Regions from separate parts of the Mus musculus genome. Here all the other regions are linked to region 3. A link is a contact called in ENCODE Hi-C or POLR2A ChIA-PET data. All regions are on one chromosome and are shown on one strand. Each heading gives the region's core, a stretch centred on a gene start or an enhancer-like site at or near the end of the contact. The rest is flanking DNA. Distances are from core to core; before and after follow the strand shown. Region 1 overlaps 2610307P16Rik (RIKEN cDNA 2610307P16 gene). Region 2 holds the start of Sox4 (SRY (sex determining region Y)-box 4). Region 3 overlaps 2610307P16Rik (RIKEN cDNA 2610307P16 gene).

What was found. A loop is a pair of places that touch in the nucleus more often than their neighbours do. ChIA-PET counts read pairs that join two places held with the same protein, here RNA polymerase II (POLR2A).
Region 1: a map of heart shows a loop between it and region 3 (2.0-fold over the local background). The contact joins two enhancer-like sites. A Hi-C loop is called at or near these places in 1 of 37 maps with a recorded cell type or tissue (heart). POLR2A ChIA-PET finds 5 or more read pairs at or near these places in 1 of 5 experiments (Patski).
Region 2: a loop to region 3 is called in a map of heart, with 2.2 times the contacts of the local background. The contact joins the promoter of Sox4 here to the enhancer-like site in region 3. A Hi-C loop is called at or near these places in 1 of 37 maps with a recorded cell type or tissue (heart). POLR2A ChIA-PET finds 5 or more read pairs at or near these places in 2 of 5 experiments (Patski and embryonic stem cell).

What each region holds. Positions count from the first base shown.
Region 1 is chr13:28,755,739-28,759,462 of GRCm38, forward strand. The region is part of intron 3 of 2610307P16Rik (RIKEN cDNA 2610307P16 gene); the gene reads right to left. Among named protein-coding and RNA genes, the nearest start is that of Mir6368, 47 kb to the left of the region's middle. Within about 2 kb of position 2,198, at least 3 of the 3 ENCODE cell types and tissues checked have a DNase peak (open chromatin) inside an H3K27ac peak, as active enhancers do; they include heart, where a contact is called at or near this core.
Region 2 is chr13:28,952,136-28,955,803 of GRCm38, forward strand. It overlaps Sox4 (SRY (sex determining region Y)-box 4), which reads right to left and starts at 1,564. Exons shown (of 1, transcript NM_009238.3): 1 at 1-1,564. The coding sequence starts at 886. All of the region lies in intron 1 of Gm46405 (a long non-coding RNA gene), which reads right to left.
Region 3 is chr13:28,841,046-28,844,728 of GRCm38, forward strand. All of the region lies in intron 2 of 2610307P16Rik (RIKEN cDNA 2610307P16 gene), which reads right to left. Among named protein-coding and RNA genes, the nearest start is that of 2610307P16Rik, 43 kb to the right of the region's middle. Within about 2 kb of position 1,911, at least 1 of the 3 ENCODE cell types and tissues checked has a DNase peak (open chromatin) inside an H3K27ac peak, as active enhancers do; it is heart, where a contact is called at or near this core.

The DNA.
Region 1 (3,724 bases), core at 948-3,447, 85 kb before region 3:
AGTCTGTATAATGTAGCTAAGGCTGCCCTTCGACTTCTGATCTTGGTGCCTCTACTGTGAAAGTGTTGGGATGACAGGAACGTGCCACGATACTGGGCCAAAGTGTATCTTTTAAGGTACCCACAAAATGCAGTGCACACACTGTGAAATTAATCACTGAAGTGACAGCTCTGGTCTGGAGAGAGAGAACTCAGCTGGTTAAGTGCTTTCTATGCAAACATGAAGACCTGAGTTCTATCCCAACTCACAAGAACAAAGCCAGGCATGGTGACAGGCCTCTGGAATTCTAGTGGCCAGGAAAAGGAGACAGGAGGATCCCTAGAGCTGGCTCTCCAGCTAATCTTGCTGAAGCAATGAGCTCCAGTTCACTGTCCCATGTTCAGTGGAACCACTACCTCAAAAATAAAGTGGAGGGGACTGCAGAGTAAAGAGACTGCCCTGGGGCTAAGAGCACGCAATGTGCCTGCAGAGACTGAGTTTTGTTCCCAGCACCTATGTCTGGTAGTTCATAAGTGCCTAACGACCACTCCAGGGAATCTGACATCTCTGGCCTCTGTGAGCACTGCACTTAAGAATACAAACTCATGCTCATGCATACACATCTATACATAATATAAAATAAATAAAAATGAATATTAAATCTAAAAAGTAATAATAATTAAAGAAGACACCAATAATAACCAGTCTCTGGCCTGTATGTACACTCGCATACACATGACCCCATACACATGCATACACACCATATACCACACACACAAAACAATAACAATAATAAGTAACCTCTATTACTAATAAGTAATGTAGACCAGAGTTGGAAGAGCCTGTGTTTAGCATACACAAGGCCCTGGGTTCTCCAAAAACAAAAACAAATAAATGTTATTAATTGGCCTTTTAAGTTCTACCATCCCAGGGCCCCAGACTCTGTGTCATGCTTTCATGCAAGAGCGTGAGAGTTACTTTGCTTCCTACAATACAGCTGAGGATGCTTTCTCGAGTTGTTCAAGCAAATACAAGCCACACATGGGGTATTAACAGAAAGAAAATATTGAAGGGGGATAACAGAACTGGTTAACCATGCCCTAAGGCCTCTACCACTAGTGAATTTTAGAGACATCTTAACTCACTACTCATAAATGTCCCTGAAAAAAAAAATATTCTCTCACGTTAAGTGGAGGAAGAGACACAGGTCAGGTTTAATAGAAGGCCAAGGGAAAGGGTCAACGCAAGAGCAAGAGTTCACAGTAAAGCCAGAGCAGAGGGGGGCCAGGCACAGCCTTTCGGATCTCAGACAAGACAGGGGAAGCCCTTCCCTCTGCAGCCTTCTCCTTTGCATCCGCCCTCACCTTCAGGTCTGAAGTAAACCTGAGCCAGGAGCCTCCTGGTGCAAGCAACCCTCTCAGAACTTAACAGTCTCAGGTTTTAAGCAACTCTTAGAGCCTCAAGGTCAGCTAGGGTACACACACACACACACACACACACACAAAGAGGAAAATAGGTCGGGAAACAAGAAAAAAGGAAACAAGTCACTTGGCAAACCAACCTCCACGGAGAATTAGCTTCTGAAAATCTTCTGAGCAAACAATTCACACCATAAAACAGCTGCTGCTTGCCATCTGCGGGTCCTAATCAACACACGCACATACACACACACACACACACACACACACACACACACACACACACATATATACTTCTGCCCAGTGGTACCCTGGCTCCTAGCTATTTCCTGTCCCCTTCAACCTCCTAAGCAATTCTTGGTCAAAAAAACGAAGTCACAAACTTACAGGCACTGACAGTGTTTTCCTAGGGTAGATTCTGTCCAAGACGTTATGACAGTAACAGAAAAAGAGCAAGCAGGCCTTCAAGTCCTGACGTCTGCTCACCACTTTCAAAAACTGGCTCCTGACCTTATTCTCACTTGGGTCCTTCAGGTCCAGTCGGTGAACTCTGGACCTTTACTGGACCAGATCAAATCATTTCTAGAACCACTGTACCACATTTTATTTAGTCTTTCTGTTCCTCTCCCCCAGCCTCAAACGAATGACTCTGTGCCAAAAAAAAAAAAGCGGGAGGGGGGAGAGAAAGAAAAAGTTGCTGTTTGAGAGAGTATCAGCATGCTTGATTCATGCCAAAGTTTACAGCATAGTTCTATCCTGAGCCACAGCGAGGATGGGCCGTTGTGGGGGAGGGAAATGGAGCCAGGCAGCTGTTTTTTCAATAAACTCTAGCAGAATCCCGCCCACTTCCTGCACTGGCTTCAGGGACCCCAGCAGAGAGGAGGAGGAGGCAGCCAGCGAGATCTTCCTCCTCCAAGACTCAGGCTACTGCCTCCCTGGCTCGGACCCTCCTGATCCACCCCTGAACCTCAGGAGGGCAGCCAGAGGGTTTGTCCCAGCTCCTTTGGATGTTTATTTCTGGTCTCCAACTCCCAGGAGAGTTTCACCTCCTCTCTCCCTAATCTTAGCCCTCCCCACGCTCCACCCTCCCCCGCCCGTGTATCCTAGCTCTGAGGCACACCAGGCATGACTGCAAAAGCAGGGAAGGGAAGGGAGTGCGTTTCTCATCCCACACCTTCCAAGAATATGCTGGCCTTCCCTCTCTGCAGCTGTGGTCATCAGTCCCTCGGCTCCTCAAGCCAGCCTTTCCTCAGGCAAAGCCTCTGAGTTCAGTTTCTTTTCTGGAGTGGGAAGGGAGGGCAGGAACATGAGAAGGCACGGAAAAGCTGCTGCGCCCACCAAGACCAAGCAAGCGGCTCAGTCAGCCCTAAAGCTTTAATTTGTTAACTTAGAAACCCCTGGGGCATTGCAATCAAAGGAGGGCTCCACCCAGCAACACCTCTGATTACTTTTTTCCCTTCTAGTGGGCAAGTAAAGAAGAGGGGAAATTAGGACAACCGTGTGCAAAACAGAACTACTCCATAACACGGACTTGGCTCTCACAAGGTCCAGATTACGGACTCAACACCTCCATGCCTGTCCAAATGGAAAGAGAAAATACTCAGGGTGCAACCTAGATCCAGCTGCCCAGACAGCCTGCCAACCAGAGCATCAGTAAACCCCAAATTGCTGCTCAGGCCCCAGATGGCTTTTTCATTCCTTCTTTCTTTTTAAAGTTCTTTAGGGTTTTCTAGTTCATACTGGTAAACTGACTCTTTCATATCCTGGTTTTAATATGCGCGAATCAATAAGCAACAAACCCTTGGTGTGAAAGGGTCTGGTATAAGCATAGAAGTTTATACACAGTGACTGTGCAAGAAAATCAATCTTTCTTTTAAAAAGTCTCAGATCTTTCATAAATGACTCAACAGTAACCAAAGAATGAAAATGATTATGTCATAGTTCTGTTAATGATTGAAATATAAATTAAAAAAAAAAATCAGGCTCGAGGAGATGGCTCCGTCCATAAAGTCCTTACTGAGCAAGGGCAAATATGATGTCCTCAGTCTGATCTCCAACACCCACATGAAAGACAGGCACAGCTGTGTGCTCCAGAAATCCAAGAGCTGGGGAAAGGAAGGTGGGAGGGCCCCAGGGCTCCCTAGCCAGCTAGCCTGGCTCAACTGGTGAGTTTGGGCTCCCAAGAAAAATCCTGTCTCAAAAAAGAAAAGGTGGGAAGCAACTAACAAAAACATTACTTTGACCTTTGACCCCAGGCACATGAATATAATCACCTACTCCCCGCCTCTCCCTCCCCCTCCCCTCTCTTCCCCCCCTCACCACACACA
Region 2 (3,668 bases), core at 314-2,813, 110 kb after region 3:
CATCTTCGTACAACCCCAGTGGATCACTGGGGTCGGCGCTCGCTCCCAGGCCCCCGACGGGAGACGCCGAAGCGCCCAGGCTTCCAAACAGGTAGACGCGCTTCACTTTCTTGTCGGCAGGGTGTTTGGCTGGGGTGGCCAGCGCACTGGACGGCGAGGAGGAGGCGGCCGGAGTGGCCGCACTGGGAGTCCGCACCTTGTAGACGGCCGTGGGCTCCCCCAGGGGCAGCAGGGCAGCTTGCTCTGGAGAGAACGATGCAGCCGCCTTGCTGCCGCCCGCCGGGACCAGCTTAGCGTGGGGCTTGCCGACCGAGCTGCCCGCCACCTTGGGGCCACAGCTCTTCTTGGGCGCGGGCTTGGAGCTGCCGCCCGCGCCACCCCCCGCGTGGCTGCTTCCCGCGTGGCCGCTGCTGCCCGCGACCTTGTCGCCCTTCTCCCCTGGCTTGGCTGTGGCCGCCGATCCCGCGCCCGCGTTGCCCGACTTCACCTTCTTTCGCGGCCGGTACTTGTAGTCAGGGTAGTCAGCCATGTGCTTGAGGCGCAGCCGCTCCGCCTCCTGGATGAACGGAATCTTGTCGCTGTCCTTGAGCAGCTTCCAGCGTTTGCCTAGCCGCTTGGAGATCTCGGCGTTGTGCATGTCGGGCGACTGCTCCATGATCTTGCGCCGCTCGATCTGCGACCACACCATAAAGGCGTTCATGGGCCGCTTGATGTGGCCACTGGGCGTCTTGCACCAGCTGGGGTCGTCCGCCTTGCCGCCCGTCGACGCGGTGGAGCCAGGCGTCGGGGAGGACGCGATGCCCAGCTCCAGGCCGGCGCCCGAGTCCGAGCTCTCCCCGGCCAGCAGAGCCTCAGTGTTCTCCGCGTTGTTGGTCTGTTGTACCATGGCCCCGGCTTGCCGGGCGCCCACGCGCGCTCACACGCTCGCGGCGCGGTCGCCGGGCCCTGCGGGCTCCCCGGGGCGGAGACCAGGGTCCCCTGAGCGGCGCGCGGGCCAGGGGCGGCCGCCTCCCGCCGCCAACCTAGAGTCCCCGAGGCCCTCCGTCCTCCCTCACCGCTGAAGTGCTCCCTGCGGGCACCGAGGCTGGAGTCGGCCGCGGCGAGGAGTTTCTCCAAACGTTGGTAGCCGGAGTATCTTCCAAACGCAAGTTTCTCGCCGCCTCCGGGGCAAGTCTTTCCCCCACCCCTTTCCCTGAAGCAGTCGATTGCAGTTCACGAGAGCTCGCGGTAGCTCAGGAAAGCGACATCGTCTCTAGCGCCTAAGTCCCTTTCCTGCAGTGCAAAGCCAAAGCGACTCTGGCTCCGGGACTCTCTGTGGGCGGAATCGGCGCTGAGGAGTTGGTGCAATTATTTTGTTGCAAGGTAGGAAGCCAAGAAGCTTGCATGCAACAGACCGGCATGAATAAATGTATGTTTCTCCCTCCCTCCTGCAAGAAGGGGAGCTGGTTACCGGCAGAGTTCCCCCACTGCAGACTCTCTAAGAAACAGCGTGCAAGAACTGGAAACCGGGAGGGAGACGGCCCTCTTCCCCTCACTCTGTTTCTCTGGCTGCAGCTTAGAGCAGACCCCAATTCCGCCTCGCGCTTCTTTATCCTTTCTCAGACAGCCAATCAGCCGCTGTAACTAACGCTTCCTCGTGCCAAGCCCCTCCCCCGTCCTTCCCATTGGCTTGGAACCCGATGCAATAATAATCTCCGCGTGCAATGAGAAGCTCCAAATCTGACCTCATTCCAATTTACAGAGCAAACTTTTTAAAAGGGCTAGAAGTACAGCTGAGATTTCTGCTGCCTCTTTCCCCCCCACCTCCGCCTTTTGCTGGGTGCGCGCGCGTTTGCCTCTGTGTGTGTGTGTGTGTGTGTGCGCGCGCGCGCGCGCGCACGCACGCGCATGTGTGAAGAGGATGTTAATGCATGAAGTTATTAAGGGGAGAGACGGAAATGTATTCTAGCCATTATGTTAGATAACAAGGGGCTTGGAGGGGGGGTAAGGGTGAAATACTGTAAATGGAAGCTTTCTGCTTAAAAGCCGAGTGATTATTTTTATTAGTTCTTTTCAGCCCAGGAATAAAGAATCAGCCTTTGGTGCAAAATCTCTTTTCTTAGCCCCTTCTTAGAGCTAGAGATGTAAGTGGGGGGAGCCACAATAATAAATCAATGGATATTGAAAACCATTAAGAAAGTGGTACCTAGACACCTGTCATCACAATTATTTTAACAACTCTGGGTACAGAACAAACGTTGGTGTATTGTGTAAATCCCTTCAGGATGCTATCTGTGCTGTTTGTGAAAGGCAGGGTTTTTTTTTTTTTTTTCTTTCTCCCCTTTTCAGTAATTACTTACTCTTTTTGCCAAACAGAGGTTAACTAGTTATTTAATGATTTCACTTCCCCTATAAATCCTGGGTAGGCCAAACAAGATTTTCTGTGGAACGCTAAGGCAGTGGCCCATAATTACCTCAATAAGAGACTTTGTGTGATTTCTGTATAGGGCGATCATGGTGAATACAGGATGGGATTGACTTCACTTTCTAAATGTTTGTTTTCCACAATATCCAAAGGATAGATGGGTTCGCTATGTGCTCTCCTTCCCCCTCTCTTTCTTACCCATTGTCTCCCGTGTGTCTGTGCTACTTGAAGCAATTGGGCCTAAAAGACCAAGAAGAGAAAGGGGTGGCACAGGGGAGTGGGCTGCTGGACCTATCTCAAGTCCCTCTCCTGATCTTTCTTTCTGGGTCTCATTGTCCTCCTCTTCTGTGCTTTGGGAACCTTGTGAGCTTTATAGAGGGCTTGTGTTAGTGCCCGGTGAGTGTGTGATTATAAACCACGGATGTGTGTCCTGAGCCCTCTGGATTCTAACACACATTCCGAGTTCTCCCTAATGCAAATGCCACTTCTAGTAAGAGCAGCACGATGTTCGAGAGACTAAGGTGGGAGGTGGTCACCGGTGGTGAAACGTAATCGAAAGCCCCTTTGGTGGTCCCCGTTTGTTATCTCAGTACTTGGGAGGTGCCTTCAGGAAGATCAGGAGTTCAAGATCATCCGCTGATGCTTAAGAATTCCAGGACAAGCTGGGCGGTGGTGGCGCACGCCTGTAGTCCCAGCACTTGGGAGGCAGAGGCAGGCGGATTTCTGAGTTCGAGGCCAGCCTGGTCTACAAAGTGAGTTCCAGGACAGCCAGGGCTACACAGAGAAACCCTGTCTCGAAAAACCAAGGGAAAAAAAAAAAAAAAAAGAATTCCAGGACAGCTCCAGCTACCCAAGTCCTTGTCTCAAAGAGCGAACACATGCAGATAATACTTAGAATATAGAACAACTTAGTTACACAAACCACCCTTTTCCCAAGATCTGAGCATTGGGACTCTAGTGAAAACTCACCTTTAATACGATGATAAACTGATTTCCCTCAGGCTAGTAACAGAGGAGGCCAACTTAGAGCCAGCTCTTGATTGAGAGCACAGTAGTGCTGGGTGGTATATTTCCATTTACCTTGTCACACATTCAGAGTATTTAGGCTGGAAGGAGGCCGAGGGTGTCAAGAATTAGACATTTACTGGAAAGAGTACCCTATGGAGACAGCTGACTGGGTCTCTAAGATCAACTGCAGGCAAGAATGTTTTGTGGGTAAAAAGCAAGTAATTTTTTTTTTTTTTGACTATTTGCTACCCATCAC
Region 3 (3,683 bases), core at 661-3,160:
GCTCCTAGACTCTTGGGTAGATTAACATCTCTCCTCATATATATGAATTACAGATATGAAACTCCAATTTTCATAGCTCAGGTCCTTCCCTGTGTTTTCTAGGCTATACAGAAAGTTCTCAGTTTGATGTCACAAATCATCAAGGAAATGCAAATGTTCCTATCAACCGCAGTGGAGCTCACACACCTGTTAGGATGGCTGTCACTTTTTAAAAATTCCTTTAAGACAAGCTTCATGGAGAAAATGAAAAGCCTCTTTGGTGAGGCTGCAAAATGGTGGAAAAAGAAAAGTCTAGAAAAACTAGAGCTAAAACTACCATGGAATCTGACAGTCCAACTCTTGGATTCAAAAGCACTGAAATCGGAATCCCTCAAAGGCATTAATAGCTACTCCCCAGATTACTGCAGCCCCATTCAAAATAGCCAAGATGGTCAAGGCATCAACACGTTTATCAGCAGGTAAGTGGACAAAGAAAATGTGCTGTGTGTGTGAAAGAGAGGGGGGAGGGGAGGGAGAGGTTGGGGGGGAGAGAGAGAGCATGCACACATGCATACACAAACACAAAACAGAATTATTATTCAACCTTTAAGAAGAGGGGAGTTCTAAAAAACTCCAACCACATAAGCAAACCTGGTAGATACTACACTAAGAGAAATAAACCAGTAGAGAGGTGTAGGGCCAGCTAACTTCATTGTGTAAGGTATGTAAGTAGTCAAAGACCTGGGATCAAAGTGGGATGCTGGCACAGAGGTAGGAGGAAGAAATAGGACTTAGCAACCAACAGGGATCAAGATTCAGTTAACCAGATGAAAGTGACCTGCAGGCTGCTCTACAGTACTGGTCTACAGCTAATTGTGCCTACTGCTAGCAAGATGGTATTGTCCACTCAGAATTTAAGAAGGCTTTTGGGGTGGGGGTGGGGGGTTGTTGTTGTTTTGTTTTATAACTAAAAAGGAGTCCTGTAGAGCAGTAGAAATAGAAAATATTTTCTTGTCAAGTGTTGTGTGACAGTGATTCTTGCTGTGTGTGTATGTGTGCGCACATACACACATTTTGTGAATCAAATACAAAAATTATCATATGTGAAGTTATTTGTGCCTATATACTACTACTTCAGAAAAATTATTTGTGCCTATGAACTGCTACTTCAGAAAAATGTAATACATCTTGAAACAGGGTTTCTCTGTGTCCTAGGCCAGCTAGAACTCTGTGTATCCCTGGCTGTCTTAGAACTGACTCTGTAAGTGACCAGGCTGTCTTTAAACTCCCAGAGATCCATCAGCCTCCCTCCACCTCCCCAGTGCTGGGATTAAAGGCGTCGGACACCATCATGCAGCTTAAAATCTTGAATTCTCAAAAATAAGATATTTAAGAGGTGTGACTACTGAAAAGTGCTTCATTTGTTTACACTGATTTAAAGAAACTTTAGATTTAGCTTTCCAAAAATAAAGGTTAATTCATGAGTACAAATAAAAAAATGAATGATTTTGTTTTTGTTTTTCGAGACAGGGTTTCTCTGTGTAGTCCTGGCTGTCCTGGAACTCACTCTGTAGACAAGGTTGGCCTGGAACTCAGAGATCAGCCTGCCTCTGCCTCCCAAGTGCTGGGAATAAAGGCATTCGCAAACAATGCCCAGCCCAAAATGACTGATTCTTAAATCAAAAAAAAAAAAAAAAAGTGTTAGTTTCACCCCCCACCCCCACCCCAACCCCGAGAGGGCCCTGTGTAAAAAGAGACCACTTTATTTACATTAGTTTCTTTCATTGTAGTGACCAAATTTCTGACAAGAGCAGTTTAAGGAGAGGCTCCTTCGGCTCATGGTTTGAGAAATACAGTCTCTATCAGGACTGGAAGGCATGGCAGTCAGCCTCCAAGGTGACAGGGACATATAGCTGGGACTCCTCGAATCTACACAGAAAAGGAAGCAAAGAGCTGACCAGAAACAGGCTGAGCTCTGAAGTCTCAAGGCCAGACCCCAGTGACTCACTTCCTCTCACAAGGAACTGTGGCCTAAAATTTCCCCAACATCCCAAAACAGGACACCAGCTGGGAGGGAGCAAGGTCTCAAAGCTGTGCACCTCTGTGGGGAGCTTTGCCAGTTATGTAGCAAAGGCAGTGGGCAGCAGTAGCGGAAGGGGGTGGGGGGAGACATCAGTTTAAAAAAAATCTTTACAAGTCTGTTCTTCTCCTCTTCCCTTATCTGGCATGCCATTGTCAACAGCATCTGAAACTGATAGGCACTAAACAGAGACAACTTGTTTTGGATCAGAGAACATCTGTTAGATTTCAAGTGGCCTTGGGCAGGTTCTCCATACCCTCAAAGGCAGAGTTGTACATTAGCAAACTCCTTCTCGGTTATTATATGTTTCTAAAAGTAGTAATGAATTGGGCATACAAAGTGCCTGGACAGATGGGGGGAAAAAACAAAAACAAAACCCAGCAACAGGAAACTCCTCACAGATCTATTCCTCACCCCGAGCTCGTCCCTTTGAGATTAAGTCAACACTGAGTATACCTGAAAGGAGGAAGGGGCTGCCTTCCTCCTAATGACAGGCGCCACACCCAGGAGACAGTCTCATGCACACAGCTGGCCTTGCTCTACCTCTGCTGAACTGTAAATGAGTGTTTCCCACAAGTCCCCTCTCCCATCTTTCCACACTGTCAGTAATGTAGCCAGGTGTTCATTGGTGGCCAAGGTCGTCTCCACTAGAGCAAGTGAAGAACTGGGGCAAAGTGGGAAGCGGGTGAGCTGACTGGTCATCATGAAGCAATGCTTCCTGGGATACCTCTACATTCGGATTCCTTTTGGATGCCCTTTGGAGGGGAAGGGGAGGGGGAAGGAGAGGGAGAGAGGGGAGAGGGGAGAGACTGTCTGATTGTCAATCTGTCTGTCTATCTGTCAGGGAAGAGAGACGAAGCTGATGCCAAAGTCAACACAGGCAAATTTAGTGTGCAAAATTATAGGCTATATTTTTAAAATACAGGAAAAGACGTATGATGCCAATGGGTGGTTTCAGCCCCAGAGAGAGTGGGAGTGGTGAGTCCCAGACGAACTTTTCTATCTTTGTCTAACTTAGACATGGACAGTGATGACCTCTGGGTCCCCTGCTAGACTTCCTCATTTCCAGCAGTTCCCAGAGTCACTTGGAGAACGCCTTTAACTACAAAACTACAAAAGTAAATACAACTGAAAACAGACTCTGGGCATTTTCTGGTGGAAAAAAAAATCTGTCTGGAGGGCTGGAGAGATGGCTCCATGGTTAAGAGCACTGACTGCTCTTCCAGAGGTCCTGAGTTCGATTCCCAGCAACCACATGGTGGCTCATAACCGTCTGTAATGGGATCCGATGCCCTATTCCGGTGTGTGTGGAGACAGCTACATAAACATAAAATAAATAAATAATTCTTAAAAAAAAAAATCTGTCTGGAAGGTGACTATCCCCTCCTTGGGGAAGTTCTCCAGAGAGTGCAGAAAAACAGTAAGACTCCAAATGTACCCCCCCCCCCCCGAATCTTCCACTGAGGAGTCATGTGACAATTAGGCGCTCATGGCCTACTATGGGTCAGACTGCTAGAAAATGGGACTCTGGAATACACAAAACTGACATCTGTCATGCTCACCCTTTCACCTCTGCCCTACTCCCAACAAAGTGGCTTTTTCCCTTCAATGGGCCCTCCATCAC